Regions from separate parts of the Mus musculus genome. Here region 1 is linked to region 2. A link is a loop called in an ENCODE intact Hi-C map of the cell type or tissue named here. Cell type or tissue: left cerebral cortex. All regions are shown on one strand. Links, peaks and the distances in the headings refer to the core of each region. The heading gives the core; the rest is flanking DNA. Region 1 has its middle 18 kb from the start of Hint1. Region 2 holds the start of Gm31842 (a long non-coding RNA gene).

Evidence for each region. Hi-C counts contacts between places; a loop is a spot of excess contacts. Peaks named below come from ENCODE experiments on the same cell type or tissue, not always from the same donor. Only the 100,000 strongest peaks of a DNase experiment are listed, where the experiment ranks them.
Region 1: it touches region 2 in a loop (5-fold over the local background); 4 of 42 quality-filtered maps call a loop at or near these places.

Annotation. Positions count from the first base shown.
Region 1 is chr11:54,875,988-54,892,103 of GRCm38, forward strand. No RefSeq gene overlaps it. Among named protein-coding and RNA genes, the nearest start is that of Hint1, 18 kb to the left of the region's middle. RefSeq lists an enhancer at 3,199-8,170. In left cerebral cortex, for the core only: CTCF peaks have their summits at 5,690 (motif pointing left) and 6,862; a DNase peak (open chromatin) is centred at 9,115.
Region 2 is chr11:55,378,453-55,394,568 of GRCm38, forward strand. It overlaps Sparc (secreted acidic cysteine rich glycoprotein), which reads right to left. Exons shown (of 10, transcript NM_009242.5): 10 at 15,707-16,116. It overlaps Gm31842 (a long non-coding RNA gene), which reads right to left and starts at 4,398. Exons shown (of 3, transcript XR_388657.2): 1 at 2,920-4,398; 2 at 2,631-2,790; 3 at 1-60. In left cerebral cortex, for the core only: CTCF peaks have their summits at 8,183 (motif pointing left), 8,382 and 11,484 (motif pointing right); DNase peaks (open chromatin) are centred at 5,292, 8,183, 11,497 and 12,026.

The DNA of each region.
Region 1 (16,116 bases), core at 5,504-13,503, 500 kb before region 2:
AAAACCCCAGAAAGGTTAAACAACACTCACACAGCTGATTACCCATAGAACAGGTCTACCCTGAACTATATACTTAATCGAAGTGAGGAAATGATAGTTTGAATGTGAAAGGCCCCTCAGGCACTCATGAACCTGGGGGCTTGGCTGTGGGCTGATGAGCTTTTGGGGAGCAACTGGATGCCAATGGCTCTGACCCAGTAGATGGACTCGGGATGGCACCGTTGGGAAGTGTTGAAAAGCAGAAGGCCTAGGTAGAGGGAGCATGAATGGGGCTCCTTTCCTTGGTCTCCACTTCCTGGCTGCCATTAGATGCCCTCTGCCACACTCTGCCGATGCCCTGATTCTCTGCCTCACCTTAAGCCCAAAGTAGTAGTGCACCAGAGCTCTGAAAGGCGAGCAAAACCAGCCTTTCTTCCTTGAACTTGATTTTGTCAAGAATTTGTCATGTGACAAAAATCTAACTAGCACACACATGTTCCATAAAAACCTGTCCTGGAATGTCCAGAGCAACATCACCTAGAATGACCAAGTGCACAAACAAATCATGAATGCATTTAAACACTTTAAAGATGTGTGTGGGCTGGTGATATGGCTCAGTGGTTAAGAGTGCCGACTGCTCTTCCAAAGGTTCCGAGTTCAAATCCCAGCAACCACATGGTGGCTCACAACCATCCGTAATGAAATCTGATGCCCTCTTCTGGAGTGTGTGAGGACAGCTACAGTGTACTTACATATAATAAATTAAAAAAAAAAAAAAGGTGTGTGTGTTTGTGTGTGTGTGTGCGCCCGTCTGCCTGTCTGTCTGTCTACCTGTCTCTCTGTCTAGGTATACTCACATGTATATGAGAGTCTGCAGAGGCCAGAATAAGACATTGAATGTCCTGGTTCTGGAGTTACAAATGTGAGCTGCCAGACATGGGTAATAGGAATTGAACATCTGGAAGAGCAGCAAGTGCTCTTAACCACTGAGCCATCTCTCTGTCCCTTCACAATGTCACAAGTGCATCTAATTGATCAATAATAAAAAATAGTGTACCCCAATAATGGAATTTTATTAGCCATAAAAAGAACAAAATTGCTGAGATTTGGATGCTAAATGGAGGAAGTCAGTCGTAAGAAGTACCATGCTCTGTCATGTTATTAAATGTAAACATGCATTTACTAAACCAACTGTCCAGAATATAAAGATATCCATTAAGACAGAAAATAGATTTGTGGTTTCTGAGGGTTGAGTTTGGAGCATCGGGGAATGACACTACTGCTTACTGTCCCCTTACCCTAAATACTTTAGCATGAGCCCCAAGACAAGGACATTTCTCAGTAAACCTACAACTGTTTTCTCTTTTTAAAAGTGATCTTTAGCCAGGCAGTGGTGGTGCACGCCTTTAATCCCAGCACTTGGGAGGCAGAGGCAGGTGGATTTCTGAGTTCGAGGCTAGCCTGGTCTACAGAGTGAGTTCCAGGACAGCCAGGGCTACACAGAAACCCTGTCTCAAAAAAACCAAAACCAAACAAAAAACAAAACAAAACAACAAAACAAACCTTTAAAAGATCTTTAAACTTATTTAGTTCATGTGTATAGGCGTTTTCCTATGTGCATGTAAATGCACCATGTGTATGCCTGGTGCCCACAGAGGCCAGAAGAGCCATTTAGATCTCCAGGAGAGTTGCAGATGTTTGTGAGCTGCTCTGTGAATACTGAAAATTAAACCTGGGTCCTCTGCCTTGGCAAATGTCCTTTAGAACTGAGCTGTCTCTCCAGGCCCTACTTTTTTTGTTTGGTGGTTTGGTTGTTTGTTTGTTTGTTTGTTTGGTTTTTTGTTTGTTTTTTGAGACAGGGTTTCTCTGTGCAGCCCTGGCTGTCCTGGAACTCACTCTGTGGAACAGGTTAGCCTCAAAGTTACAGAGATCCACCTGACTGAAGGTGTATGTCACCACCACTTGGCTTAAAAGATACTTTATTACATTTTATTTGTATGTGTGCATGCACATACATGCTGTATCATGCATTCCACATGGGGTCAGTTCCCTCCTATCATGTGGGTCCTGAGAACTGAACTCAGGTCATTAGGCTTAGTGGCCCGTGGCTTTCCCCAGTAAGCCATCTTGATGTCCCCACAGCAGTTTTCTATTTAGGCAAATTAACAGTTCAATGATATCACGTGATATACAGTTTACATTCAGAGTCACTACTGTTCATGGTGGCTATTCACCTTGACTGCATCTGGAGTAAAACCCAAGCATTTGGGCACACCTGTGTGGGATTTCTTATTAACTAAATCATTAAAAGTGGGAAAACCCACTTTTTGGTTTTTCGAGACAGGGTTTCTCAGTATAGCCCTGACTGTCCTGGAACTCACTCTGTAGACCAGGCTAGCCTCGAACTCAGAAATCCGCCTGCCTCTGCCTCCCAAGTACTGGGATTAAAAGCATGAGCCAGGGCTGGCAAGATGGCTCAGTGGTTAAAAGCACTGACTGCTCTTCTGAAGGTCATGAGTTCAAATCCCAGCAACCACATGGTGGCTCCCAACCACCTATAATGAGATCTGATTCCCTTTCAGGTGTGTCTGAAGTCAGCTAACAGTATACTTATGTATAATAATAAATAAATCTTTAAAAACAAAAAAAAAGCATGTGCCACCAGTGCCGGACTTAACCCAGATCTTTTGAGGTGGGAAAATCTGGGCCACACCCTTTGCTGGCAGTCTATATAAAGAACATGGAAGAAGGAAGCTGTTCTCTTTTGCTTGCTTGCTGTCAATGGCAAGTCCTTTCTTTTACTGGCATTAGATGCTCCTTCTTCAGGAGTCTGGCATGTACTGAAGACCAGCCGAGACATCCAGTCTCATGGACCAAACAACTACTGAATTCTTGGACCTTTGATTGGTAGACAGCCATTGTTAGACTAGCTGTTCCACAGCTGGTAAGCCATTCTTATAAGTCACACCCATGCATGCCCACACGAGTGAGTTCTGTTCCTCTAGAGAATCAAGACAAATAGGTATAAAAAGGAAGTTGAGGCAGAAATGCTGCAAGCTTAAGACTAGCCTGGGCTACATAGCAAGTTTAAGGTCAGCCACGGTGAGACCCTTTCTCAAAAACGAAACACCAGTAAGAAATCAGAAAGAAAATGAAAGTGAAATGAACTGATTTTCATCATCCAACACCAACATTTGGCCTGTCGACCTTTCATTTTTATAAATGTGTTGTCGGGCTGGTGAGATGGCTCAGCGGTTAAGAGCACTGACTGTTCTTCCAGAGGTCCTGAGTTCAAATCCCAGCAACCACATGGTGGCTCATAACCACCTGTAATGAGACCTGACACCTTCTTCTGGTGTGTCTGAAGACAGCTAGAGTGTACTTATGTATAATAATAAATAAATTCTTAAAAAAAATAAATGTGTTGTCATTTATAAGGAGATCTCTTCTTGGTATTATGCTATAGACATCTATTTCACTGTAGTCAGACGATCTGTTTGGCCCAGGTTCTCATTTGAGGCTTGGTTTGTTTTCAGTGCTGAGTTATGTGTCTGCTAGATCATCACAGGAATATTTCATGATGATTTGAACTTTCTCCACAAGGAGGCAGCAAGCAACCATGCTAAGATTTCTTAAACTTTAAGGAAGCCCATGCGCGTACACAGCTTACCCTGACCCTGTGGGCAGGCATTAATAGTAACATCCTCACTGGGAGTGTTGGCTTCAGGCTTTTAATCCCAGCATTAAGGAGGCAGAAGAGGGCAGATCTCTGTGTGTTTGAGGCCAGCCTGGTCTGCACAGTGAGTTCCTGGCCCCTGGAACCCCACAGTCGAATGATGTCTCATTTTTAAAACATTAATATTATCTCCTTTATATGGATAAGAAAACTGGAGATGGCAGAGTAAGTGTAGGGTATGGACTCCAGGATGCAATGTTGCCTTCTATCTGCATTTAATTCACTCCTAGGCACAGTACCGGGGACACTTTGGAGCATACAGGAATAAATAAGAAGATTCCCGTCCCTCGGCAGTCCTTATCAGGTGTGAGGACGAATTCATCCACAAATAGACCAGTGGTCACACAGCAGAATAAACAAGGGCCCAAGAAGGCAGGAAACTCACTCTGCCTTCAAGCTGCTGGTGATGCTGTGCACGGCGTTATCAAAGAGGGAAGATAAGAGCTAAGGGGTGCGTGACCGGTGACAGACACTGCTGAGACATAGAAGTGTCACGCTCTGTTTTACAGGGAAGAAAGCTGCTAGTCAGTATGGTTAAGAAATTGTACCAAAGCTAGCAAGTGGTTGAAATGCTTGCTGCTCTTCTAGAGGTCCTCAGTTCAGTTCTCAGCATCCGTGTCCAATGGCTCACAGCCTCCTATCACCCCAGCTCCAAGGGATTCAATACCCTCTTAGGCAGGCACCCAAAGGCATCATAAAAGACAGACAGACAGACACACAGACAGACACACACACACACACACACACAAGAATAAAAATTAAAACCTTAAAAGAGAGAAACTTGTATTGGCAGGCTTAAAGCCCCAGCTACCAAGAAGGCTGGGGCAGGAGCACAAGTTCAAAGCCCGCTTGGGCAAAAATGATGAAGATATCGTTGAGTGATAGAGGGATTGTCTAGCATGTATGAGGCTTGGAGGAACAAACGATGATAGGGAGGAAGGGAGTGAGGGAAGGAAGGAAGGAAAAAAGGAGACAAAAAGGGAGGGGTGATGACTAGGTTGTTGTGGCAAAATATTAGAATCTTTTTTTTTTCTTGAGATAGGATCTCATGTAGCCAAGGCTGGTTTGAACTTATTATATAGATGACCTGTGACTTCTACTCCTCCTGCCTCCACTTTCCAAGTACTAGAACTGCAGGTGTTGTGGTACCTCACTTGGCTCATGTCTTGTTGGGCAAGGCATGACAACTTTGGCAAACATGGACAAAGACAACTTTAAACACTCTGAGCAAGCATGGAGCTGACTGAGCGATATACCATTCAGAACTCACATCTTAATATGGATTTCCCAGGCCCACAAAAGATTGTGGCTGTGGACACAGAGCAAGGACAGACTTCGGGGGTCAGTGTGCCTAGGCAGGGGAGGAGTCTGAGGAAACAGTACTCCCAGGTCTGGTGGCACAGGCTGAGCACAGCAGGAAAACCAGGCAAACAAGAGCATTCCTCTGTATTTTGTTTGCAACTGAAGTAAATGACATCATGGGTGCTGTAAAAGATTAATCTGGTGCACTGTGTCATGGAACAGAGGCACCAGTTAGGGGGTTGTTAAAATAATCCTAGCCAAAGATAACTACAAAAGCAACGGAAGCCAAAGGGCATTGCTAGGACAAGCTTCCCCAGGGTCCCGAATCTCATTAGCTGTCAGGGAAGACAGAAGAGATGCCTGTGACTAAGGTCTCCCTGATAGGCAGCCAAGAGGATGTGAGTTAGACTCACTCACAGTGGCAGGACAGACACAGGCAGCTGGTAGTTTAGGCATGGTACCTGAACCACAAGATAAATGACCCAGGGAACTAGCCAGGTAAAACTTTTACTGAAGACTCATCAGGGGGGCTGAAGAAATGGCTCCCTGGTTAAGAGCACTGAGTGCTCGAGTTTCAAAGATCCTGAGTTCAAATCCCAGCAACCACATGGTGGCTCACAACCATCTGTAATGAGATCTGACGCCCTCTTCTGGTGTGTTGAAGAGAGCTACAGTGTAGTAATAAATAAATCTCTTTTTTTTCCATTTTTTATTAGGTATTTAGCTCATTTACATTCCCAATGCTATACCAAAAGTCCCCCATACCCACCCACCCCCAGTAATAAATAAATCTTAAAAAAAAAAAAAAACCTCATCAGGAAGCTGGGCGTGGTGGTACAGGCCTTTGATTTCTGAGTTCTAGGACAGCTTGGTTTAACAGAGCAAGCTCTAGAACAGCCAGGCTACACAGAGAAACCCTGTCTCAAAAAAAAAAAAAAAAAAAAAAAAAATCAGATTCAGCCAGGAGAGCCAGGCATATATCTGCTCTACCAGCTCCTGAGACACAGAGGCAGGACGTTAAAGAATTAAAGATCATCCTTAGCAGCACTATGAGTTCAAGGCTAGCCTGGGCTATAAGAGATGCTATTCCATATTGGTGGTGCACACCTTTAATCCCAGCACTCAGGAGGTAGAAGCAGGTAGACTTCTATGCGTTCAGCTTGGTCTACTGAGTTCCACGTTAGCCAGGGCTATAATGGTGAGACCCTGCCTCAAAAGAAAACCATAACCAGACAGGTTCAGCAAGGGGAACCAGGCATGGTGGTACAAGCTTGTAACCTCAGCGCTTGGAAGGCAGAGGCAGGAGGATGACAGGCCCACAGCCACCCCGTGCTTTAGCATTCTCCTTTCAAAACGGAACAAACAAAAACAAATGAAACCAAAACAACACAAATAAAGAAAAGATAAATAAGGTTATGTGCAGGCCTCTGTGAACTGCTATCCTGCCACTGGGTTTCTATCTTCAAGATACAAAATCAGTGGGCAGGGAAGATGGGTCAGGCCAAGCCTGAGGACCTGAGTTTAGTATGTGGCACCCTTGGTGGAAGGAAGAACTGAGTTTCACAAGTGGTCCTCAGATCTCAGATGTGGCAAATGTACACGTATACACACACACACACACACACACACACACACACACACACACACACACAGAGATAGGTTTTTTTTTGTTGTTGTTTTTTTTTTAAAGATGAGGTTTGATAGAATGTAGAAAGAATGGAAAAGACAGAGGCCTATTCCAAGTGTAAATGCATCGAGAAGTCTCTGGAATGTGGGGGGTGGGGTGGGGGAACCACAACACTCCTGCAGAGACACTGGCCAGCCAGCAGGATGAGTGCTTCGAAAGGCTGGCTTTCAGCACCTTTCAATTATGGCGCAATGCCTGTGTCCTTGGGAGGTCATGTCTCACCACGGAATTAGAGACGCTGTTTGTGCTGTTCTTTTCCCAAGTGGTAAATATCCTGATTTTCCGTCTAATTCTCGGGTTTAGACATGCCCTCCCTTTCCCAGAAATTCACTCCCCAGAGTTTTCCCCTGTGGTTTCCCACGTCCTCCCATTTCACCCTTCCAGTTCCAGCAATCTGCCATCCCTGTTCAAAACAATTCTTAGCCCAGCTCCCCTCTTTTTCTTCTTACTATGCAGCCCAGGCTGTGCTTGAATTTACTATTACAATGCCTCTGCCTCCTGAGCCTCAGGTTACAGGCCTGAGCCACCAAGTCTGCCTTCCAATCACTGTTTAAAAACCAATAAATCATTTTTGTCGTTATTGTTTGGTTTTGTGTTTGATTTTTCGAGACAGGGTTTCTCTGTGTAGCCCTGGCTGTCCTGGAACTGGATATTTAGAACCAGGCTGGCCTTGAACTCAGAGATCCTCCTGCCTCTGTCTCCCTAGAGCAGGTGAGTACCACTATCCATTTTTATCAGGTTCTGAGGATCAAACCCAGGGTCTTATGCATGCACTGTACCAACCGAGTCACATCCCCAGTGGCAATCCCAGTACAAACACAGACAGCTATCCTGGAGTCTCTGGTCTTTGATATTAAAGACCATGTGTCAGGTGAAACTTTGATCAAACAAATCCACTTCATGCTTTTTTGGTTTTGTTTTGTCAGCCTGCCTTTCTCTATAGCAGTGTCAACCATGTGCCTTTAAAGTTGGTAGGTTCCTTGGGAGCACTTTTACGCGGTTTCTCAAAGGATATCCAGCATGGATCTGCCAAATCTCAACTGTTCAGCAGAGGTACCGGGTTTCATGTCAATCCCGGCATCTCAGGGAATCCTCCAGGCACAGGAGCACAAGCGTGTAACGGAGAAGCTTGGTGTGGTGGCCTTGAGGTCACACAAAGCCATAAGGTAAGGACAAAAAGGACACACTACGTGGCAACGCACTCATCTCCTAAGTGATTCTGTCCTGAGTGATTGGCTATGGGGAGAAGTAAGTGATCGGCTGAACCAGACAGGACTCAGGTCCTGTGCTCTGTGTGTGTGTGTGTGTGTGTGTGGTGTTATACATTTGCGCCGAGCTGTGTGAAAGTCAGAAGACAACCTCAAGTGCTACTTTCCAAGTGTAGTTCACCTTCTTTTTCTTTTAAACAATTTTATATATATGTATTTTTTTTTTTTGGAGGGGAGTGCCCTGATCCATGTACACGAGACCATAATGCAGGTCAGAAGACTATGTCCACAAGTCAGTTCTCTCCTTTCGACATACAGGTTGGGAATCAAGCTCTCCTCAGATCTGTGGCAACGAGTGCCTTTACCCACTGAGCTGTCTTGCCAGCCCTCCCTTGTTTTGAAGCAAGGCCTAGATGAACTCTTCAAGATGGCTGGGCTGATGGTCAGTGAGCCCCAGGGATCTGCCTGTCTCTGCCTCTTCAGTGTTGGGACTGCAGATGTGGGCCACACACCCGTCTTTTTTTTTTTTTTTTTTTTTCATTTTGTGTGCATGCAAGTGCCTGGTGCCTACCAAACACAGAAGAGGGCATTGAGGATCCCCTGGAGCTGGAGTTAGAGACAGTTTGAGTTGCCCTGTGTGTACTGGGAACTGAACCTAGATTCTCTGCAAAAACAGGAACAGGAAGTGTTCTTAACTGCTGAGACATCTCTACAACCCCCACCCCCAGCTTTTAGAGAGAGAGAGAGAGTGAGAGAGAGAGAACGAGAGCACTCTAGGGATTGAACTCTGGTCTTCAAGCTTGCAAGACAAGCACTTTTCAGGCGCTAGCTCTTCCTGCCTCCCTCCAAGTGCTTTTGAAATCTCTCTTCTCATTTGATGTCACTATAGTGCTCTAATCATGGGGCTATTTGACCAAATAAAGAGGTAAGTCAACGTAATAGCCTTCAAGGGGCCACCTCTGACTCTTGAGGGCCTCCAGGGTTTGGGAAGCCCTAAGCAAGGCTGCAAGAGGAGCGGACGGAGGGCACTCTCCCCAAAGCCCTTTCAAGCCAGGTCTTTGAGCACCATAGGCTCCCAGCAGCCAGCCCTCCCAGTTTGTAAATTCTTGACCAGGAACCTCCTGTTCTCTCAAATTGCTCAAGTGGTGGAGGGGCCAATTTCCTGCGGTTTAATAAACAGGCTGTTTATAGCCAGGAGCAGTCACGGGGCAGCAACCAGCAGGGACAGGCCAGGAGGTCATGCTGCTCCTGGAGTCAGGCTCTTCATAAACACCCGCCCCTTCTCCAGTGAGCCTCCTGGGAGGGGACAGCTCTGAACACACGGCCCTTGCTGGGCAGAGCACCAAGAACCACACGTTTTCCTTCTTTTTACAATGTCTGCCTCTCTCCCTCTCCACTCTCCTGCCCATCCCCCTCCCTGCACCCCCTATCTTCTCTAGTGGACAAGGATGCCTTTCCAGAGGACCTGCACCTGGTACCTCTGAGTGGGCAATTGATCTTTCTGAGCTTCAGTTTTCTTGGTTCTCCTATTATCCTTCACCCTAACCTTCCCTCTAAGGAGAAATCCTTTCCCTTCCCTGCCTGTCTTCTCCAAACTTGTCCCCATTGCCACTGCTGGCCATGTTAAGCTGATTGCCCTTTTACTGCCTTGGGGGATGGACCAAAAAGCCAGGCTTCAAGCTCAAGACAACTGATTCTGATGGGGTCAGGCTGGCCTTGGCACGTTCCCACAAGGCCATGCCCTAGGGCTCTCTGCTTTTTAATAAACTGATCCTATCATCTGGAGGGTAGGTTGGGGTGGAGGAACAGTGTAGAACAGGAGGGCATAGATACTTTGCTTGTTGGCTTCTTCTGGACTTCTGTCTGGCTCTTCCATTGCCTTAACGGTAAGAAACTACCATGTGAATGGCAGGCAAGTCCCCTCCGTTGTCTGGACTACAAATGCAGGGCACAAAGTGAGCTCTCCAAGATGGAAGCCTGTTCTTCTTCTGTTATGATATAGTAGCTGAGGACTCCATCTTAGAGGGCTGAGGCCAGCCCTGTGAGCAACCTGAGGCTGATAAGACAATACAAAACACCGGCCTAGGATGTTGTCCCATGCCAGCAGAACTGAAGGTCCCCAGGAGCAGATGTAGCCTTTAAAAAGTTGCAGTCTTAAATCCATCCAAGGAGATTGTGGTTAGTTGCAGCTTTAATAAAATTTGGCTAATTAAAACTTGATAAGAGTTCAGGTGGTCTCTCCCGGTGGTCTCAAAGTCTGCAACAATGAAGAAGCACTCTAACCAAAAGCAAATTAAAGAAAGAAATGGTTTGTTTGTCTGATACTTCAGTTGATGATCCAACAATGAGTGATGTCAGGGTAAGAACTCAAGCAGGAACTTGAAGCAGAAATCAAGGAGGAAGGCTGCTTGATGCTTCACCCTGAGGGTCTAACTAACTTTCTTATACAACCCAGGCCCTCCTGCCTAAGGGTGGTGCTGCCCACAGTGAGCTGGGCTCTCCTGCATCAAAGATTAAGACAATCCTCCACAGGTATGGCCACAGGCCAATTTGATCTAGAAAATTCTTCAACTGAGGCTCCTTCTCAGATCAGTTATCTCAGTCTGTGTCAACTTGATGGACAGTTAAAGCTAACTAGGACAGATCCCATCTCCATTACCGAGAAGCCAGGTTTACTGAACCTCTCTATGCCTGCTTCCTTCATTGTAAATCAGCACCCAGCACTTAGGAGGTACAGTCAGGCAGAGTTTTGTGAGTTCAAGACTAGCACGGGTTATATAATAAGCACCAGGCTAGGCAGGGCTACATTAGGGACACTGTCACAAACAAATAAATATCCCCAAATTCTCCCCTTCCCCCAAAAAATGAGGACTGGAGAGATGGCTTAGTAGTTAAGAGCACTGGCTACCTTTTTCAAAAGGCTTGGAACCTCTCTAGAATGTTTGGTAAAGCCTTGACTTATGACTTTCTTTGGTCTATAACTAATGAACTCTCATGAAACTACTACTAAGGAGGGACATGTTACTTAGGGCAACTTGAATCTTAGCCAGAGCCATTCATATTGGCATAAGAATAAATTCTATCTTATTCTTGTTGAGCTGATAATTGTTTTGTGTCCACATAAAAACCATCATGGGCACTTATTTAGAGGCAGGGTCTTAGGTAGCTTAGGATAATACCTCCAATTTGAAGTGTAGCTGAGTGTGACCTTGAACTGCTGATCCACCTGTTTCTGCTAGAATAACAGGCAATGTGCCACCGTACTTGGTTTATATCATGCTTGGGATCAAACACAGGCTTTGTGCATGTCAGGCAAGCATCCTACCAACTGAACTACATCCTCAGCCCCGTCACCGTCATCTTGACCAGTCATAACCATGTAAATTGGAGGGACTGTATCCCACGTCCAGAGCCAAATCCTTCCTTGTGTTAGTTCTCGCTCAACACTGTGACAAAATACCTGGGAAACAGCTGTCTTAGTCACTGTTCCACTGCTGTGAAGAGACACCACGACCAAGGCAACTCTTAGGAAAGGAAGCATTTCATGGAGGCTTGCTTACAGTTTTGGAGACTGATCCCTTATCATTATGGCTGGAAGCAAGGTGGAAGGCCTGCAGGCATGGTGCTGAAGTAACTAAGAGTTACACCCTGATTGCAGGCAGAGAGAGAGAGAGAGAGAGAGAGAGAGAGAGAGAGAGAGAGAGAGAGAGAGACTAGGCTTGTCATCATGTTTTATTTTTTTAAAGATTTACGTATTTTATGTATATGAGTACACTGTAGCTGTCTTCAGACACACCAGAAGTGGGTATCGGCTCCCATTACAGATGGTTGTGAGCCACCATGTGTTTGCTGGGAATTGAACTCAGGATCTCTGGGAGAGCAAAAAGTAGTCAGTGCTCTTAACTGCTGAGCCATCTCTCCAGCCCCCTGGCATGGGTTTAAACCCTCAAAGCCCACCTCCCATCCCCAGTGACGCACCTCCTCCAAGACCACACCTAATCCTTCCCAAACTCCACTAGCTGGGAACCAAACATTCAAATATCTGAGCCTATGAGAGCCATTCTCATTCAAATACCACAGTGGCTCAAGAAAGGAAGGCATCATCTTAGCACACTGTTTCGGGGAGTCAGTCCAGGGTCACTAAGTCTCAAGCACTTGGGCAGAACGTCATGGTGGTGAGACTGTTGCAGAGCACAGCTGCTCACGTTATGGTCAACCAGGAAGCAGAGAACAAGACAGGAAACAGCTGGGGAGGACATTCCCAGCGATCCACTTCTTTCAGACAGATTCCGCTTTCTAAAGCTTCCAGAACCTCCCAAAATAGCACCATTAGCTAGGGACTAAGTGTTCAAAACTTGTGACCACTGGGGACATTCCAGATCAATCCATGGCAGTCCCCATGTAACGCACCAGCTTGGCCACTACAAAACCCCTTTTTTATAGACACGAGAAGATGAAACCACCAGACAGGAGATCCACTATTCTAAGAAGCCAGAACCAGTGTTTCTATGCCACACCTCGAGGCTTGAGTCCTGCCATGTCCTGCATACATCTTATATTTGTATAAGGGAGATGGCTCAGCAGAGAACAGCAATGGGCCAGCCTGGACTCCTGGGCATCTTCCTAACCTTCCCATAAGCCACCAGGAGAGAGACAAGACCCTGTATGAAAGCAGGTCCTGTCCTCTGGGGGACCCTACCTCTGAGCCATTTGTCCTCACTGCCGAGGCAGGAAGCAGCAACTATTCCTGAGGGCAGACAAGGAGGGCCAGAATCTAATAGTAAAGCTGTTGGCCCATGGCTCTGATCCTCCCAGGCTTTGGGCAGACCTTGATTTGTTTGTTTTGTTCTGATACAAGGGCTATCCTGGAACTTAGTCTATAGCCCAGGCTGGCCTTGAGCCTGCCATGAGTTTTCCATCTCAGTCTCCAGAGTGCTGGGTTATTGATGTGTACACTGTACATAGCTAAGGACCTTGATTTGGACAGAGGAACATGAACGACTGAAAGATGGTGAGAGACACAGGGAAGAAGGCACCAAAAATGAACAATAAAAGGTCTTTGTTTTAGCTGAAGTTCCAGACCTGGGCCACAACAAAATGGCGTCTCAGGCTGAGAAGAATGGCTAAGACATCAGAAAGCCGGTGCTGGAAAAAGGGTTCAGAAGTTAAGAGCATTGGCTGCTCTCGCAGAAGACCTGGGTTCCCAGCACCCACATGGCAGCCCACAACTATCTAAGTCCAGTACCTTGGGATCTGATGCCCTCTCCTGGTCTCTATGGGCACCAGACACACACATGGTACACAGACACATACATATAGGCAAAACATTCATATGCGGAGAGTAAAACAAATCTTTAAAAATATTTATAGAGCAGCATAATGAGATCCTGTCTCAGATGACCACAGATAGATAGATAGATAGATAGATAGATAGATAGATAGATAGATAGATAGAGAAAAAATGAATAGACAAATAATCAATCAGGAGGCAGATAGCTAGGTGAAGAGGCACATGCCTGAGATCCTATGTCTCAGGGAGGCTGAGGCAGGAAGACTGAAACAGGCCATTTTCAGTCTGTGTGATAAGGAAGCCCCTTGCCTGATCCTTACAAACAGAACTGGTGCTAACCAATCAGCACACCAGCTTGGTCTCCATGCTCTCCTCAGAAGGAGAGTCTCTTAGCACCAGCCCACTCTTGGCCTTTGTTTCTGCTTTCTCAGCCGTTCCTTGTTCATAAAACCCAGCTCCCCCCTCTTAGTTCACCAGAATGCCTTATTTCATGGAATGAAGTGCTGTCTAATTCTAGAGTAGAAAACAAAACCAATTAAGATCATGAGACCAAGTCATTATGATTTTGTTATTTGACAAAACTTTCCTATCAGATAAGCAAACTGTATAGCTGGTAGCAATTTATCTTTTAGACACAGCACGAAACAAAGACTGGGGAAGTGGAGGCAGAAGGATGAATAGTCCAAGACCAGTTTCGTCTACACAACCTGACCATGAAATCCTGTAGCAAGCAAACACACTAGAAGCACAGGTTGAGACTGGGGCATACCTGTAACCAGGGCACCTGAGGCAGGAGAGGTAGGACTTTGAGGTCAAGTCTAGGCTAGATAATATGAGACCTTGTCACAAAATAGTTTTTACAAAAGGCTGGGAGCCAGGCATGTTGGCACATGCCTTTAATCCCAGCTCTGAAGATGAAGAGGCAGAGGCAGTAAGTGGATCTCTGGGAGTTCGAGGCTACCCTCTTCTACATAGTGAATTTAAAGATATCCACAGCTACATCAAGAGACCTTGCCTAAACAAATAGGCAAAACAAACAAACACACAAATAAACAGGGCTGGGAGCCAAGTGCAGTGGTGCAGTGGTGCATACCCCAAACCAGCATTTGAGAAATGTAGACAGGAGGATCAGAGTTTAAGGTCATCCTTGACTAGATAGTGAATTGGAGGCCAGCCTAGGCTGTATGAGACCCCCATCTCAAACACACCACACCACACCATAACACACACACACACACACACACACACACACACATGCACACGCACACGCACACGCACATGCACGCGCACACACGCACGCACGCACGCACCGCTGGGGGTGGGCATAGCTCAGTGGTAGATGTGTCTCAGAGCTAGAACACCTACCCTTCCACACGGGAGACTCTGGGAACAGTCTCCAATACAGAAGAAAGAAGGAGGAAGAGGAGGCGGAGGAGGAAGAGGAAAAGGAGGAGGAGGAAGAAGAGGAGGAGGAGAGTCATGGGACTTATATTTAGTATAATCTTCCTCTTGTGAAGGCAGCTACTGTATCTGCTATGTTCGCTACCACATCCTTAGTGCCCAGCCCAGGTCTTACAACAGCCAGCCCAATAAATATGTGGGAAATTTAGGGACTGGAGGGACAGGAGGAACAGCATCACCTCCAAGGTCATCTATATTATTAGCTTAGTGGCTCATGAGCACATTGGGCCAGTTCACTGCAGCTCCAATAGCCTTACTTCCCACAACTGTAAAATAAGCCTCGTTTAGTTTTTACTTTACAGGTCTCTGAAAACAGTTTGATCTGTGTGTCTGGTGGTACAACCTGTAACCCCAGCATTACAGAGGTTTAGGCAGGAAGATCAGGAGTTCAAATTTATCCAAGGCTGCATAGTGAGTTCAAGGCAGCTTGTACTATATTTGACCCTGACTCAAACTAGAGAAAGAAGGAAGGAAGAAGAGAGTTTGGAGGAGAAAGTGTGTGTTATTTAAGCATGGGATGTCAGTGTGAGGACTGTTTCTTGTTTCGGAGTGAGCCTATGTTGACCAATTTACTCTAGGAGCCTTTCTGAACCAGGGCCAGAGAAAGGTCAAAGGACAGAGATACATTCTAGAATAGGAACTAAAGAGGCTGCTTGAAGAAATAGTAACTGTCTATATAGGGCTGGGAGTGGAGCTCAGTGAGAGTGCTTGCCTAGCACTGTAGAGATTGTGACCATCTCTAGTACCACAAAAATGGATGGATGGATGGATGGATGGATGGATGGACGGATGGATGGATGGATATCAGATAGACGGACGAGTGAGATGTCTTGTTAGAATGTGAGGGCCAGCTATGTAGCTCAGCAGAGTTCTCGCCTAGAGTGCATGAAGTCCTGAATTTCCCAATACCACATAAGCCAGGCATGGTGATGCCCACCTACAACCCAGCACTTGAAAGGTGAGCAGAGGTGTATTGGACATGCAGGTCATCCTTAGCTATACAGACAGCTCCTACTGAGAGACCTGAGACACTGTTCTCAGGGTTGGATGTAGGGAAGTGGGGACGGGAATGCAGTTCCAGGAAGAAAGGAAGAAAAGGACTCGAGAAAAAAAGGTTAATTTTTTTTCCCCCACGTGTGTGGTGCTCCTGATGGGGACACACTGAGCCTTGCTGTGTGACCTTGGGCACACTCTGTCTTGGACCCTCAGAATGCTCATTTAAAGCAAGACTGTAACAGTCAGTGCCTCACAGAGCTGACCCTGGGGTCAGGCTGGAAAACAAGTCAGAAAGAACTTAGGTTGTCCATCAAGTTCTTAACAATAGGGTGACATGTTTGTGAATTAAAGCATTCCCTTAACCCTCTGTGCCTCAGTTTCCACATCTGAAATGGGTGTGATGGGAATCAAACTGGCAGTGTTCAGACCTTACTGAGCAAGAAGCGACACCACCCTC
Region 2 (16,116 bases), core at 4,687-12,686:
ACCAATTCTTCTGCTCCAGCTGAGTGACTGACAGCCAGGTCTGGGGCTGGAGGCTGAGAGCTGGAAGAGATCCCAGGCTAGGCGTGTCAGAACTCAAATGCCTAGAGACTTGATGGCTCCCTGTGAGCTACTGGGACTGCAGCTGCTTGAACCACCCCACCCCCAAGGCTCCCGCCAGGAGTAAAAGCCCAGGCTCACACAGCTTCTCTAGGCTGCATCTGAAGACAGTCCCCTCTATGACACCCCTCCAAGTGGCTCCCCCTGAATACCTCAAAGCTCATTCCTCTTCTAAGGGTTCTAGAGAAGCCCTTCCTTGTGTCTAATGGCATCTTCCCACCACAGATCCTGATCTGCTCTTTAGGGCCAACACAAGAAAGTCACTCCTCGGAAAGTCACCAGGCATGGTGGGGCAGACAGCTAGAATCCACCTCAGCATTCATGAGGCAGAGGCAGCAGGATTAGAAGTTTGGCTACATAGCAAGTTTGAGGCCAGTCTAGGCTACGTGAGATCTCATTTCAAAAGCAAAAATTCAAAACAAAGAAAAGCCACCCCCCCACCCCACTCCCACCCCCTCCTCTATGGTTTAGAACTAAATCTACCCACCACCCCAAGGCAATGCGCTAAGGCCTGGGTACCAGTTCCTGTGCCTTGGGAAAGTACTTGGGTTTATTCTGAGAACTCCAAGCTCCACAAGCCCTCAGGGTCCACCCACTTACAGGCTATTGCATCTTGTCATGGGCTATAGGAAAGTACTGGAGACTTAGAAGGGGGCCTAGTCAATATAGTGGATCCATAGAGCATGCTCTTAGGGCTCTCTCTCTCTCTCTTTCTCTCTCTCTTTCTCCCTCCCTTTCTCCTTCCTGGCAGACTTCGACCATCACATGCTTCCACAGTGCTGTTTTCTCTGTCTCTATCTGTCTGTCTGTCTGTCTTTCTTTCTCCCTCTCTCCTTCCTGGCAGTCACATGCTTCCACAGTGATGCTCTCTCTGTCTCTATCTGTCTCTGTCTGTCTGTCTGTCTGTCTGTCTCTCTCTCTCTCTCTCTCTCTCTCTCTCTCACACACACACACACACACACACACACACACACACACACACACACACACATTTTGTTACAGATGCCACAGACCCAAGTAACTTCAGGATGAAAATTTCAACTCCAATAAACCTTTCCTCCTTTGGCACTTTGTCACAGTGGTGGAAAGATGACGGACACACCCTTGAGATCTTTCACGATCAGGTCTTCTTCCTTTCTTGTATCAGTCATAATAATGGCCACCAGTGGACTGCAGTGACTGAATGCAGGCATTCTGAATGCCAAATTTCATATAATCCTCACAACAGTCCCATGACCCAGGGATTGATTCCCTTAAGGAAGGAAGAATGTACTTGGGCCATGGTTTAAGGGGATACTATCTACCATGGTGGGGAAGGTATGGTGGCAGCAGATGCTCATGGCTATGGTAGTGGTCCCTTTCTCACATCTCCATAGATCAAGAAGCAGAGAGAGACTGACCAACAGACTCACAGGGGCTTGGTACAAAGGTGCTGCACGATCGACCCAGTAGAACTCCTGACACCAGAAGCCAGTCTCACAAGTCCAGTGACTAAAGCCCACAGACCACAGGTGAGCACGAATGTGAAAGAAGTGTATAGGGAAGCAGGAGGAAAGTGGGGGAGAGCAGGGGAGGGGGTCTTCTAGATCTAAGATGCTGTTGTATGGGGAGTGAGCACACAAGAGAGAAGACATGGGGTGTCGTGGCTCTTCTCTTTCCAGGCTCAATGATCTTGTACACAAGGAAGAACCCAGCAGGTCTCGTGCAGAACAAGTAAAAACTGGGTCCGGAGAGATGGCTCAGTGGTTAAGAGCACTGACTGCTCTTCCAGAGGTCCTGAGTTCAATTGCTAGGAATTGATGCACTCTTCTGGTGTATGTCTGAAGACAGCTACAGTGTATTCATATAAACATAAATAAATAAATAAATAAATAAATAAATAAATAAATAAAACCTTTTTTACAAAGTAAAAACTGCACCTCAAACCAGTGAGATGGCTCAGCAGGTAGAGACACTTGCTGGATAAACCTGCAGACCTGAGTTGGATCCCTGGGGCCCACAGAGTGGTGGAAGAACCAAACAGATTCAACAGAGCTGTCCTCTTAGTGTATGCACTCCAAGTAAGACACGGGTACACAGACATGCATGCACGAGTGCATGCTTGAACACACACAAGTAAAATTTAAGAAAAAAAGAACTGTGGTTCTTAGACATGGTTTATTGTCTAATTTTAGACATTGGTTGATATGGAGTCACATTGGACAGTGCGAATTTTACTCGGTGTGCTTTGGGATTTGAGTACCCACGGGATGCAAGGAGCCAGGTGTGGGTGGTGTGTGCCTGTAATCCCAGCACTTAGAAACCAAGGCAAGAGGATTTTGAGTTCAAGGGTAACTAAAGTCTCCTTAGAGACAGACAAAATAAGTGGGATTTGGGGTGATAGGGATCAAGCCTGGGGCATTGTGGGTGCTTGTCAAGTACTCTGCCATTTGAGCCCCATCCCAGCCCTAGATTATGACTTTTAAAGGGAAAGCATGCGGTCGTGGTCTCCTTTAACCTTCTACAAGCCCTACCTTGGATTTCTGCCAATGCAGCTGATCCGGCTGTCCCAGATAAGTCTGGATTGTCTTAGTTCAGTTTTCTACTGCTGTGGCCAAGGAAGGGGTGAGTCCTTTACCATCACAGTGGGGAAGCACGGCGGCGACAGGCAGTCATGGTGTCCAGAGCAACAAGCTGAGAGTTCACATTTTAAACCACCAGCAGGAAACAGAGAGCACAAACTCCAATTGATGCAAGTCTTTGAGCTCTCAGAGCCTGCCCCAGTGACACACTTCTTCCAACAAGGTACTAGAAAGTAAGTACCTGTCCTAAGCTTGGAGAAGCTTCTAGGCTCTAAACAGGGAGACAGGAAGGGAAAATACGGTGCACCCCGGAGGTACCTGCAGCAGGCCAGCTGCCAGGTTCTGCAGGCTTCTCCCCTCCTTCCTTGTGGCTGCAGAGGAAAAGAACAAGCCCAGGTGGGGGGGGGGGGGGGCGCGCACAAGTGACCTACTAAGTTCCTTGCAGGGGTTGCCAGGCCTGACTCCAGGGAGTAGGGTGTGTGACCTGCTCCAGGCTTACACTTGGATCTCTGAGTCCAGCTGCACTCACCAGTTTCCAGATCATTCCAGCTGGTCACACATTTTAGGTAAGCCTGGGGTCACCCACACCCAACTTCGGGAGGACAAGAGGAGTGGGCAGGTGCTCAGCCCGTGTAACCCAACCCCGGCCCGCCTCTGATGCACACTGTGACCATCTCAGGGGTAGGGAGCAGGGTGGCCCAGGGCAGTCAGGAGAGTAGCCCTCACCCCACTGCTTCCCAAATGCCATCTGTACCAGTGCCCGGTGCTGCTTTTCCGATACACCCCAGCCACCTGCGGGACTGGTTACAGCCGCACACACACGGCTCTTTGTTTGCTGTCTTGTTTGTTTGCTGGTGTGCAAACAGGTCTTGTAGTTGAGGTTAGAGATTAGCCCAAGGCAAAGTGAGATGGGCAGAGGCGGAAAGAGAGGGGAGCAGGCCTGTGCTTCCCTCCCACTCTGCTACCCAAGCAGAGACCCCCAAGATCCCGATTGCAACACCACCAGCCTTCATTCACCTCCAGGAATTTCCTACCTCTAGAGCTACCTCCATGCAGAACCAGTCTCTCCTGCGCTGGGGGTAGGGGTAAGGTTTGGATGACCTTAGTTGGTCTTGGTTTGTTCTCAACAGTCTCAAGGATCCCGGCTGGTCTTGAACTCACTTTGTAGCAGAGGATGGCCTGGAAGTTTTGATCCTCCTGCCTCCACTTCCCAAGTGCTGAGATTCCCAGGGTACACCACCACGACTGGTTTATTTGGACCTGGAGGGAACGCAGGGCTTCCTGCAGACTAGACAGACAGGTGCTTTATCAGCTGAGCTACATCGCCAGCCTGGATCTTGAACTCCTGATCATTCTGTCTCCACCTCCCAGAGCAGAGATGTCAGCCGTTTGCTGTAACCCCATCAGGTTAGTCATTGATGAATGATGGGCAGGTATTTTGAACATTTCCAGGGTTGTGTGGGTAAAGGAAGGTCTCTCTCCTCTGAACCTCCTGGAGGTTCTTGCTTCTTGGCCCACAGATACCTGTGACTCCAGCTGCTAGGAACTGTATGTTCCCTTCTTGCCTCCTCATACAGAGATGTGGACATTCCTATACATGCACGCATGTGAGTGTGTGTGCACTTGTGCTCGTGCTCACACATGCGCGCGCACACACACACACACATTAAATAGGGAGAGACAAACAGGTACAGAGATTAATAATTATTAAAAAAAAAAGACATTAGAGGAACTGGAGAAATGTGTCAGTTAAGAGTGTTTGCTAGCTGGGCAGTGGGGGCGCACACCTTTAATCCCAGCACTTGGGAGGCAGAAGCAGGCAGATTTCTGAGTTCGAGGCCAGCCTGGTCTACAGAGTGAGTTCCAGGACAGCCAGGGCTATACAGAGAAACCCTGTCTTGAAAAAACAAAAAACAAAAACAAACAAACAAACAGAGTGTTTGCTGCTCTTCTGGAGAACCTGAGTTCAGCTCTGAACAACCAAGTGGGATGACTCACTATAACTGCCTGTGACTCCATCTCCCGCAATCCAGTGCCTTCTCCTGGCTTCTGCAGGCCTCTGGGCACTCACATGGTGTACAGACATACATACAGACAAGACACCCATAACACGTGAAACAAAAATTTAAAAAAATAAATTAATTAAGCTTTAAAAAACAAAACCACAGTGAGACAACTCCTGCAGGCTCCATGTTGTGGTCATGGCAGCCACAATGAGCCTGCAGGAGAGGAGCCACCACTCCGAGCAAACAGTATCCTCTGGGGTTGTATGAAGTGTAGCAGCTCTGATCTCCTCCCCAAACACTCGCCTTCCAGCTCTGAGAACTCTGAGTGGAAATTGTCTTGCTCAGCATCTTTGGTGATCTGGCTGGTGGGTCACCTCTGAGCAGCCCCAGGGGATCTCTGGCCCCTTCAGTAACCGCTGAGCCTAGTAAACACTCCCTTCTCCACAGGTCTTTCATCCCAAGAGGCCTAGCCAAATGCAGGCAGACGCTCCCTCACTCTCCTCCCTAAGCCTTTAAGTAGCTCGAAGCCCCGTCTTCTCAAGCCCTTTGGAAGGAGCTGGGCAGATTAAACTGACAGAGTCTGCATCCAGGTGCAGAGGAATCCAGGGCCTCTCAGGTTTCTTGGCAGAAGGAGAGAGAGCATGCAGAGACTCCTTCAGAACAAGTGAAACTAATTCCTTCCAGGGGCAGAAAAAGGCAGGCTTTTTTGGCAAAGGACTTGATAAGATGTTATCTCAGACACCACATGGGCACCCCGGGAGGGAGGCCAGGACTTGTTCAGCATGTGGGAAGATGGCTAGGGGCCTTGGAGGAGGGACTGGGGCAGGTTCAGGTGGAGGGCTGTTCTACAGCAGCCTCCTGCCTTTCCACTCTTTCCTTCGGAAGGAGAGGAGCATAAAGGGAAGGAGGAAGAAAAGGAAAAAAAAAGCCCGTGTGAGCTCCTCCCCCTTTCCAGGACAGATACAAAGACCTCTGGGCACCAGCCAGCCTATCTGAGTCCAAGGTTGCACAGTGGTCTTGTTGCCCAAGTCAAAGCACCAGAATTCGGATCCCCAGAATCCCCACAAATGCCAGGCAGACATGGAGACCCACCTGTCCAAGACACACCATCTCCAGAGCAAGCTGGCTAGCAAGACTCTCCGTAGCCTCAAATTGTGGGATTGACTCGAAGACTCTGCCTAGAAGAACAAGCTGGAAGAGGGATCAAGGAGCATCCTTGACATTACTCTCTCAAGCCTCCACACACACACCGCGTACACGCACAAGTACCCATACGTATGTGAACATGCATGCGTATCACACGCAATACACATGAAGAAAGAAATGAAGAAGAGGCGGCAGGGATGGATGAGTGATTCCTTTCTCCGGGAGGAAGATGGCTTCTCAGACACCTGAAGAGGAAGTAGAAATTGGCACGTTTGAAAGACAACTTGGCGTTGTCCGCCGAGGATGGAGCACTTGCCTGCTCTTTGACCAGCAACTCCATTTGCAGGGATCCATCCGGAGGAAAGCCTTCTCTGTGAGGAAATGTGTGCGCATGCTGCTCTCTGCAACCTGCTCTACAGCACGGGGCATTTGTGGCAACCAGTAGGGGCAGCTTTAAACGTTTGTGTCACACAGTAAAGTCCCCACAAAGAAGTGGACACACAAAAGCCACCACTTAAGAGAGATGATGGGTCAAATTTTAAAGCAAATACACCCCCCAGGTGTGATGTTTCATGGCTGTGATCTCAGAACTCAGGGGGCTGAAGCAGGGGAATTGCAGCAAGTTTGAGGCCAGCCTGGGTACATAGTAGAGTTCCACGGCAGCCTGGGTTATAGAATAAGACAAACAAAGGGCTGGGTTAGGGCTCAACTGATGGAGTGTTTGTCCAGCATGTAACAACAGTGCCCAAAATAACAAACCAGGCATGATGGGACACGACAGTAATCCCAGTACTCAGAAGGTGGAGGCAGGAGGATCAGAAGTTCAGGGTCATCAACACAGAGTTCAAGGTCAGCCTGGGCTACAAGACATTCTGTCTTAAAACAGAAGGGTCAGTGCCGGGTGTGGTGGCGCATGCCTTTAATCCCAGCACTTGGGAGGCAGAGGCAGGCAGATTTCTGAGTTTGAGGCCACCCTGGTCTACAGAGTGAGTTCCAGGACAGCCAGGGCTACACAGAGAAACCCTGTCTCGAAAAACCAAAAAAAGAAGAAGAAGAAGAAGAAGAAGAAGAAGAAGAAGAAGAAGAAGAAGAAGAAGAAGAAGAAGAAGAAGAAGAAGAAGAAAGAAGGGTCACTGGATAAAGGCACATGCCAGCAAGTCCTGGATTTGATCCCCAGGACTTACATGGTGCAAGGATAAAACTGACCCCCTCAAGTTTTTCTCTGATCTACACACACACACACACACACTAAGTGGGTATTTGAAATATCTGCATGTTTCCCTAACAGTGGCTTCTGTTTGCTTCCTTTCTTGAAGATGCTCCATTCTTCTGTGTAATACAAATAAATGTACAGTGTAAGTAAGGATGGATGGATAGATGGATGGATGGATGGATAGATAGATGGATTGTTGCTTACATCATTTTATTCTCTTTTTAAGATTTATTTATTTTAGGTATATGAGTACACTGTAGTTGTGAGCCTTCGTGTGGTTGTTGGGAATTGAATTTTAGGACCTCTGCTCACTCCGGTCAACCCCACTCACTCCAGTTGGCCCTGCTCAACCCAAAGATTTTATTATTATTATTATATATAAGTATACTGTAGCTGTGTTCAGACACACCAGAAGAGGGTGCCGGATCTCATTACGGGTGATTGTGAGCTACCACGTAGTTGCTGGGATTTGAACTCAGGACCTTCAGAAGAGAAGTCAGTGCTCTTACCTGCTGAGCCATCTCGCCAGCCCACGTCATTTTATTCTTATCATGTAATATTAGTGCATTACCTGAAATATATACAAGAAATAGTGAATGTCAATTTGTTCACAGCCTTCTGCACAGAGTGGGGTTTTCTGTCCAGTACCTCTCCCTTTGTGAGGTATTTTCAATACTGAAAGAAAATCTGAGGCTGGGAGTTGGAGGTGGCTTGGCTGTCATCATGTGATCTTCCACTTCATGCCTGCATTTGCGTCAGAGGTGAGGCTCCAGGCTTCTCCCATTGCACCTGGGCAGGCTATGGTCTCTTCTGAGGTCGGCAGCCAGGCTCCAGCTCGAGGCCACAGCCTCCTCTTCAGCTATCCTTTAGCTGAGAGCTGGAGGTGTGGTCTGTTTCCCAGGGTCCAGGGATCTTTGTGATTCTCTCTAGGGGATCCTGACAGTGTCATGAAGTGTGGGTAGTGAGCTGTGTCACACCTCTTCTTTCTGAGACTCAGTTTCTCCACCCGTGTAGCAGTGTACTGAGCGATGCCACAGTGCCAATGATTCCCCCAAGGTTCTAAAAAGCCACCGTTCAGGCTGCTACTCAGCCTGAGCTGAGCATCTGCGAGGTCCATTCCTGAGTACAGCCTGCCCCCTTCTGGTCTCTCGTGGTAGTGCTCAGTAAGCTTGGCAATTAAGACGCTGCCAATAGTGACTGCACTACCCTCTGGGACCTTCTAGGAAGCTGTGGCAGAGTCTGGAGAAACTAGAAGGCCTTCAAAAGACTAGTCAGTCCAGCTCTCCCGGGGTCTCACCTCCTGCATGCCTCGGCTCTTTCGCTTTTTTCTTTTTTCCTTTGCTATGCTATAGAATCAGGTCTTTGCACTTGTGAAGCAAGTACCCCTCTACCCATAGGACTCCATACCCAGCTGCTGTGTGACTTTTCCTGAAAAAACACCTTTTAAAGGTCTATTTACTCAAGCTAGGGAATTAACAATAGACAAAATGGCTCCACCCAAGTCCAGCTTAGTTTTGGGGTCACATGGGTAACGGAAAAACAGCCGCATCCCTGATTAGCCCATCTTGCCGTGAGTGACAGTTCACAACAGCAGCATCCCTGAAGCTGTATGCCTAAGTTGCAGGCAGCTCCTCAAGTGTCTTCTCCAGTAGCTGTTCTTTGCTGCTATAACCTTGAGGAAGGATCTCTATTGTAAGTGTTTCTGCCTAGGTGGAAGGGTATTCTGGGACTCAGAAGCCTAGGAGCCACGCAGCTCTGAGGGGAGAAAGTATTCCAGTGGAAGAGCATCCAGAGACGCGGGGCGGGGGGAGGGGGGAAGGAGGGAGGAGGGAGTGTCCAGGAACCATACAGCTGTGAGGGGGACAGTGTCCCGAGAGAAGGGCATCCCGAGACTTGGGAGCTCAGGAGCCACGCGGCTCTGAGGAAGCCTCCTCAGCAGAGGTGTTGCAGCTCCCAGAGGATGATGTTCCCAGCTGAGCTCAGGAACTTCAGCCGCTATTCTTTGCATCTTCTCAATCACTCCAGGCAATAAATCTCATGAAAGAGATTTATTGAAGGGTCCAGTGTGTGGAGGGACAAACCCAGGAACGGCTGCCCTCTGCTCGCAGAAGTGGGCAGCAAAAATTGGACAAAGAACAGTGCTTTTATAGAATTTCTTAGGGGTGAAGCTTTTCAAGGCAGAGATTTCCAGAGCGAGGATTGGTGGGATTTCAAGTCATGAGCTTGGGGAGTTCAAGGATTGGTGGGATTTCCTGTTCACGGATTTGTTGGTTTCCTGTTCAGGGATATGGGTTAGCTGTTCAGGGATTGGTGGGTTTCCTGCTCAGAAATTGGTGGGTTTGTGGGAAGCTCAGGGATTGGTGGCTTTTTTCACCCGCTTTTCCCTGAATCGGGGCCATGGGTTAAGGGTGGAAAGTCCTTCCAGGCTGCATTTGGCTTTTGCTGAGGCACCATCTCTGTGGAGCTGCTGAGGGCGGCGGGGGGAGGGGGGTGGAGAGGGGCTGGAGAGGAGGTGCTGCCACTGTAAACAGCTCCCGTGGGACGGATCCTGCACTAGTGTTTCACCAAGGATGTAGGCTGAAGCAGGAAAGGGTAGCCACTGTGGACAGCTCCTGTGATGGCTGCAGGCTGAGGAAATGTCGCAGTGCCGCCATTTTGACAGTAGTGACCATTTCTGACAGCTCCTACAGGGGCTCACCATGGCCAAGACTCGGGCAGAGAAGGAGGGGCCACCACGCTGCTTTAGGGACTATAATTGTAAGTTTCATTAGGTTCCAAAAAGGAATGTTGGAGGAAGTAGCCACAAGACCCAGCTCTTTTTCAGTATCGTCTCCTATTGCTGTGATAAAATATGCTGATAAAACCAAAGTAAGTAAGAAAAGGTTTCTCTCGGCTCATAGTTACAGTCCATTATGGCAGAGAAGTCAGCAGGGGCCTGAAGTGACTAGTCACATTTTATCCCCAGTCAGGAAGAAGAGAGCAGTGAATGTTTATCCTTTACATACAGTCCAGGATCCTAGCCTAGGGAATGGTGCCACCCATAACTGTTGAGTATCTTAGTTTAGGTTAATATTGCTATGACAGAACCATGACCAAAGCAAGTTGGGGAGGAAAGGGTTTTGGTTTACACTTCTACATCACTGTTTATTATTTAAGTTCCTGCTCATCAAAACAGGAACTCAAAGTCAGAGCAGGAACCTAGTGGCAGAAACTGATGCAGAGGTCACGGAATTCTCTGGCTTGCTCCTCGTGGCATGTTCAGCCTGCTTTCTTAAAGAATCTAGGACCACCAGCCCAAGGATAACACTACCCACAGTGAGTGTACTGGGACCTCCCTCAACAATCACTAATTGATAAAATGCCCTACAGCTGGATCTTATGGAGGTATTTGTTTCATTTGAGGTTCTCTCATTTCAAATGACTCTAGCTTATGTCAAGTTGGCACAAAACTATCCTGGACAGTGAGTCTTCGCATCTCCTTAACCTAATCAAGAGAATCCCACGGATGTGCCCAGAGCCCTGTCTCTCAAGTGATTCTATACCTAAAGTTGACAACTGAGATTGGCCACTGGGTCTCCTAGGTAGCCCTGGCTGGATTTGAACTCACAATCCTGCTTCCTGAGTGCTGAGACTTCACTGTGCAATGCTGTACCCATCAAAGAGTAATATAGTAAGATAGCATTTTGTTTTGTTTTGTTTTGATGGTGTTGCTTAGCAATCCCAGGCCCCTTCTCTAAATGAGCACTCTACTATTGGGCTAACCCCCTAGCCCTTCTTGAGTGGCTTCCAAACAAACAAGTGAGCTAAACTTTGTATCCAACTCTCTTTTAAAAGCATTAACCAAATTCCTTGGGCTTAGTTTGCTGTGTATTTTTACCTTGCATTTAAGATGCACTGGGGTTCAGCAACCTGTAGTCAAAGGACGATTGAACTTCACTTTGTGCTAAGTCTCACCAGGAATCATATGTCCATCCCCCCACTCAAGACTGACAATGACCCTTTTATACCCGTTAGACTTGTCCTTAGCCCCTTGGACTTTTCTGTTGTGGCAGGGGTGAGAAGGGTTCCTCATTGTTGCTATGCGTTCAGAATCACCTGGGTTGCAGGGCCAGCTCAGATATGAATTCAGCGGCTGAGCTTAAAGTGTTGCTACAATTACCACAAAAATACACAGTTTAGTGTGACCCTCAGGAATCAACAAGCCATTTTTTTAGTAGACATCCTAGCATATGAGAGGTAGTTGCAATTGTTCTTCTTGTTGTTGGTTTTTAAGTATTTGTTGTTCATAGGAAAATTGAATCAGTAATCTAGTGATCTTACCTGAGGGGTTTTGCTTCTCTGAAATTCATATTCCACATAAGGAAAATGAGGGGGCCAGATTGGACCTCCCTAAAGCTTTAAATAAATTCTAAGTCCCTAGGAACCTTCTTTCTCTCTAGAACCACCAGGGGGCACTCTCTCCTCGATGCCTCTTGGCCTGGTGACTGGCTGGGTCCCGCAGGATCTGTGTGCACAGCTGGAAATCAGGTTAGCTGGATCCAACTATGCCTAGAAAGACCTATCCAAGTAGAGAAAGGCAGATCACAGAATCAGTCCCTGAAGACAAGACTCTGTTGTCCTGATATCCACTGACCATTAAGTAGAAGAGAGGCTTCCCACCCACAGCTGGCTGGATGATACATTTCCAGGCCTGCCCAGGACCCTTTGAGTACGCCTATTCTTCTGTTTCGATTTGGACATATTGAACACTTATAGTCCTGCAGCAGGAACTACCGCAGACACTGCACATCTGGTACAGACTGAAAAGCCCCTGAGTTCCTTCCCAAAGCACATGTGGCCTTGGGGAAGAAATGTGATGGGCAGGAGAAAGGGGACAGGCCAAGACTGTGGAGTGTAGCCGGTGGTGGTGGTGGTGGTGGTGGAGACAAAGATGATGGTGATGGTGGTGATTTGTTGGCTTTTTCTGTACCCTGCCCACAGACTGAAAGACAGAAACATTACTGCCAGAATTGTCACAGGTGGGCCGTGAGATTGGAGTGTTGGCAGAGACTCTATTGGGTTACACTGTGTCTGGGAGGGAGGGAGGAAAGGAAAAAGGAAGTGGGGGGACAGAGGGAGGAGTCCTTTTCTGGTTCCTTTGACCCTGGTATCTCCCATCTCAGGTCTGGTTACCTACTCCCTAGGAAATGCTTGATTCGTTAATGGTGACCCAAAGACCTACACTTCCCGTAAGGGTGGGACAGCCACCATTTTAACTCCAAGATGATTTTAGGAAAGTTCTTTGGTTGGCTTTATGTCTAATTACTTGTAATGTGGTCTTCCTTTGAACTGTCAAGGGCAAGGTCTGATTTCTTTGTGTATAAGAAGCATGGGACATATCCACTCAAGCGAGGCATTGTTTCTCATTGTATTTTTATTGTGTTTATCTTTAAGGTCTAGCTCTAGGGTTGACCTTAAAGTCTAGTGTGTGTGTGTGTGTGTGTGTGTGTGTGTGTGTGTGTGTGTTCTGTTATTTTTAAAATAGGAGTTCATGTAGCCCAGGTGTCTTAGTTAGGGTTTCTATTGTTAAGACAAAACACCGTGACCAAAAAACGAGTTAGAGAGGAAGGGGTTTATTTGGCTTATACTTCCATATCACTGTTCATCGTTGATGGCAATCAGGACAGGAACTCAAGCAGGGCCAGAACCTGAAGGCAGGAACTGACGCAGAGGCTATAGAAGGGTGCTGCTTCCTGGCTTGCTTTCCCTTTTAGCCTTTCTTATAGGACCCAGAACCAACCCAAGGATGAACTACCCACCCAGTGGGCTGTGCCCTCCCCCACCAACCACTAATTAAGAAAACACTTTACAGCTGGACCTTATGAAGGCATCTTCTCAGCTGCGGTTCCTTGTTCGTATGTCAAGTTATCAGAAGACTAGCCAGCACACCAGGCTTTCAACTCACCTGTAGGCCAGAATAAACCTAAATTTCTGATCCTCCTACTTTACCTCCTAAAGACGAAAATTATAGCTCTGTGCCATCGTGCCCAGTTTATTTTGATTTTGGATTTAAAGTCAGGGTTTTATCCATACTAAATGAGTACTCTATCAACTCAGCCACAGTCATGATCTAGGCTGCATGATGCTGGTCTTCTGTCGAGGGTAAGGATACAATTTCCTTTGGATATTAAAGGGCTTTAGTGAAGGGGTTGTTTTATTTGGTTTAGTTTTTAAGACAGGGTCTTGTTATGGAAACATGAATGGCCTAGGATTCACAATGTAACCCAAGCTGCCCTCAAATGTGAGATCTTCCTGCTCCTGCCAAATGCTGGGACTACGGGTGTGTCTTAAGTAGTTTGCTTTAAAGCGGCAGTTTTTGACCTGTGAGTTGTGACCCTTTGTGGGTCGAATGACCCCTTTCACAAGGGTCACATATCAGATATCCTGCATATAAGATACTTACATGATGGTTTGTAACAGCAGCAAAATTACAATTAAGTAGCAACGAAAATAACTTTATGTTTGGGAGTCACCACAACATGCGGAATTGCATTAAAGGGTCACAGCATCAGGAAGATAGAACTGTTGCGTGCAGGTTTTTGTTTTTGTTTTTTTTTTTTGTTTTTGTTTTTTTCTTTTTCTTTTTGGTTTTTTGAGACAGGGTTTCTCTGTATAGCCCTGGCTGTCCTGGAACTCACCCTGTAGACCAGGCTGGCCTCGAACTCAGAAATCTGCCTGCCTCTGCCTCCCAAGTGCTGGGATTAAAGGCATGTGCCACCACTGCCTGGCTTGCATGTAGTTTTACGCTCTATCTGCCTTTAGCTCCGGGAAGTGACCGCACTACCAGCCCCTACCTGGCTTCCCTTAAATTCTCAGACAAAAGACACACACAGTTTGTTCCTTTTCAGCTTGCCTTAGGACACAATTGCTGGGCGTTACTATCTCTCGCCTTTAGTAATATTTTTATCTCCACTCTTCCCACAAGCCCTAAACTTCAGTGGCTAGTCCCACCTAGGCCCCGCTAAACATCCCTAACCACCCGCCTGTAGTAGTGGTCACAGGCCCCAGCTCGTCCTGGGACCTCACATGGCTGCTGTCATCTCTCTCCAAAGCACGGCAAAAAAGCCTCCTCTCCTTCCTTGCATCTTCTTTTCCAATTGGGACCTGGAAGTCCCGCCTACCTTCTTCCCAATTGGCCCACGGCTATCTTTACTGACAGATAAAGAACCAATTGGAGAACAGGACCTTAGCATCAGAACCGCCCCTATAGAGAATCACTGCTTTAAAGAAATTGGCGGACAGAGCCAGGAGGGCAGGGAAGCATCACCTCTGACGACTGATGGTTCTGTTAACTCCGTTGGCAGGTGACTGGCAGTGGGCTGCAGTGCACCTCAACCCAGCCTTGATTTTTAATTCTTCCATGCTGACTTTTCTTGAAAATTCTGAAGACTTGCTGTAGAAGACATTCACATTTGGAGATGAGAGGCCTGCTAAGTTCCAGCCTCTCTCTGCCCTTCACCGCCTTCAAGGTGTAGCCAAGTCATCTAAGCCCCAGAGCTCATTTCTTGAGAGCTGAGCTTTGGGGGTCAGTGCTGTGTGTTCCACAGATGATCTGACCCCGGCTGACCAAGGGGCAAGATCTTGTTCCCCACCTTGACAGAGGGAACAGTTTCACAGTTTCCACACCTGCACCCAGTCTTCGTTTCCTTCGCACACCATTCTGTCTGGAACTGTTCAGTTGTGTGATTCTGCCTTATTCAAGGGACATCTTGTCCACTGGAGGCACCCGACAAACAGCTAATGAATGCAACACCGTAGGAATTTCCTTTTTTTTTTTAAGATTTATTTATTTTTTTATATGTAAGTACACTGTAACTGCCTTCAGACACACCAGAAGAGGGCATCCAATCTCATTACAGATGATTGTGAGCCACCATGTGGTTGCTGGGATTTGAACTCAGGACCTCCGGAAGAGCAGTCGGTGTTCTTAACCGCTGAGCCCTCTCTCTAGCCCCCTGTAGGAATTTCCTAAACCCTCTGATTGCCCAGATTCCCAGAGACCATCAATATACTGGGCTTGCACACATAAGATCAGAACAAAACTTCCTAGATCCTCCCTGCCCTGCCCCTAACATCACACTGGTATGTCTGAGGGGCACAAGTTTCATAAAGTGTTCTGTGGGGTTTTAAGGATTAATAATAATAATAATAATAATAATAATAATAAAAGTGTTATTATTATTGCATCAACCACCAAGGATCCAAGACCTTGCTCCTCCACCTTGCCAGAGGTGTTGTTATTATTATTATTATTATTATTATTATTATTATTATTATTATTATTGAGGCAGGGTCTCAGTATGCAGTCTTAGCTGCCCTATAACTATATAAACCATGCTGCTCTCAAACTCACAGACTGCTGCTCATGACTGCCTCCCAATTACCAAGGTTAAAGGTGTGCACCACTACACTCAGCTCCCTAGAATTTTGTGTGAAGAAAATGTCTTGATTTGGGGTGAACACAGCTTGATTCTCAGACACTTGAAAGGTGGCTGGAATGATTAAAGAACTAATACACACACACACACACACACACACACACACACACACACAGGATGGGGGTGTGTATAGTCTTGTGTAGACGAGGCTGGCCTCCAGCTCACTTGTAGCTAAGGATGACCTTGGACATTTGACTGTCCTGCCTCTACCTCCTTGGGGCTGGGATTTCAAACATTCACTGCCACAGCCAGCTTAGGTTGCGCTGACGATCGAACCTGGGCTTTGTTCATATTGGGTAAGCACTTTATCAACTGAGCTACATCCCAGCCCAGGAACTGGCTTCTTCATGTGTTAAATTAGTGCTCACAGGAGCCATATCTTCCCTGTCTGAGTGTGTGAATATGTGTGTGTGTATAAAAGCACAATGGAGTGTTTGCTTCTGTGCACAAGTATGGCCATGTTTGTGCACACCTGAAAACGAAGCACCGGAGAGTAAGACACACATACCATCACCCGGGACAGGACAGCCGTTTCTAAGTTGTTACTTTTTATTTTGAAAGACTTGTCAAGCTCTTCACATTGCTGTGAGAGTTTG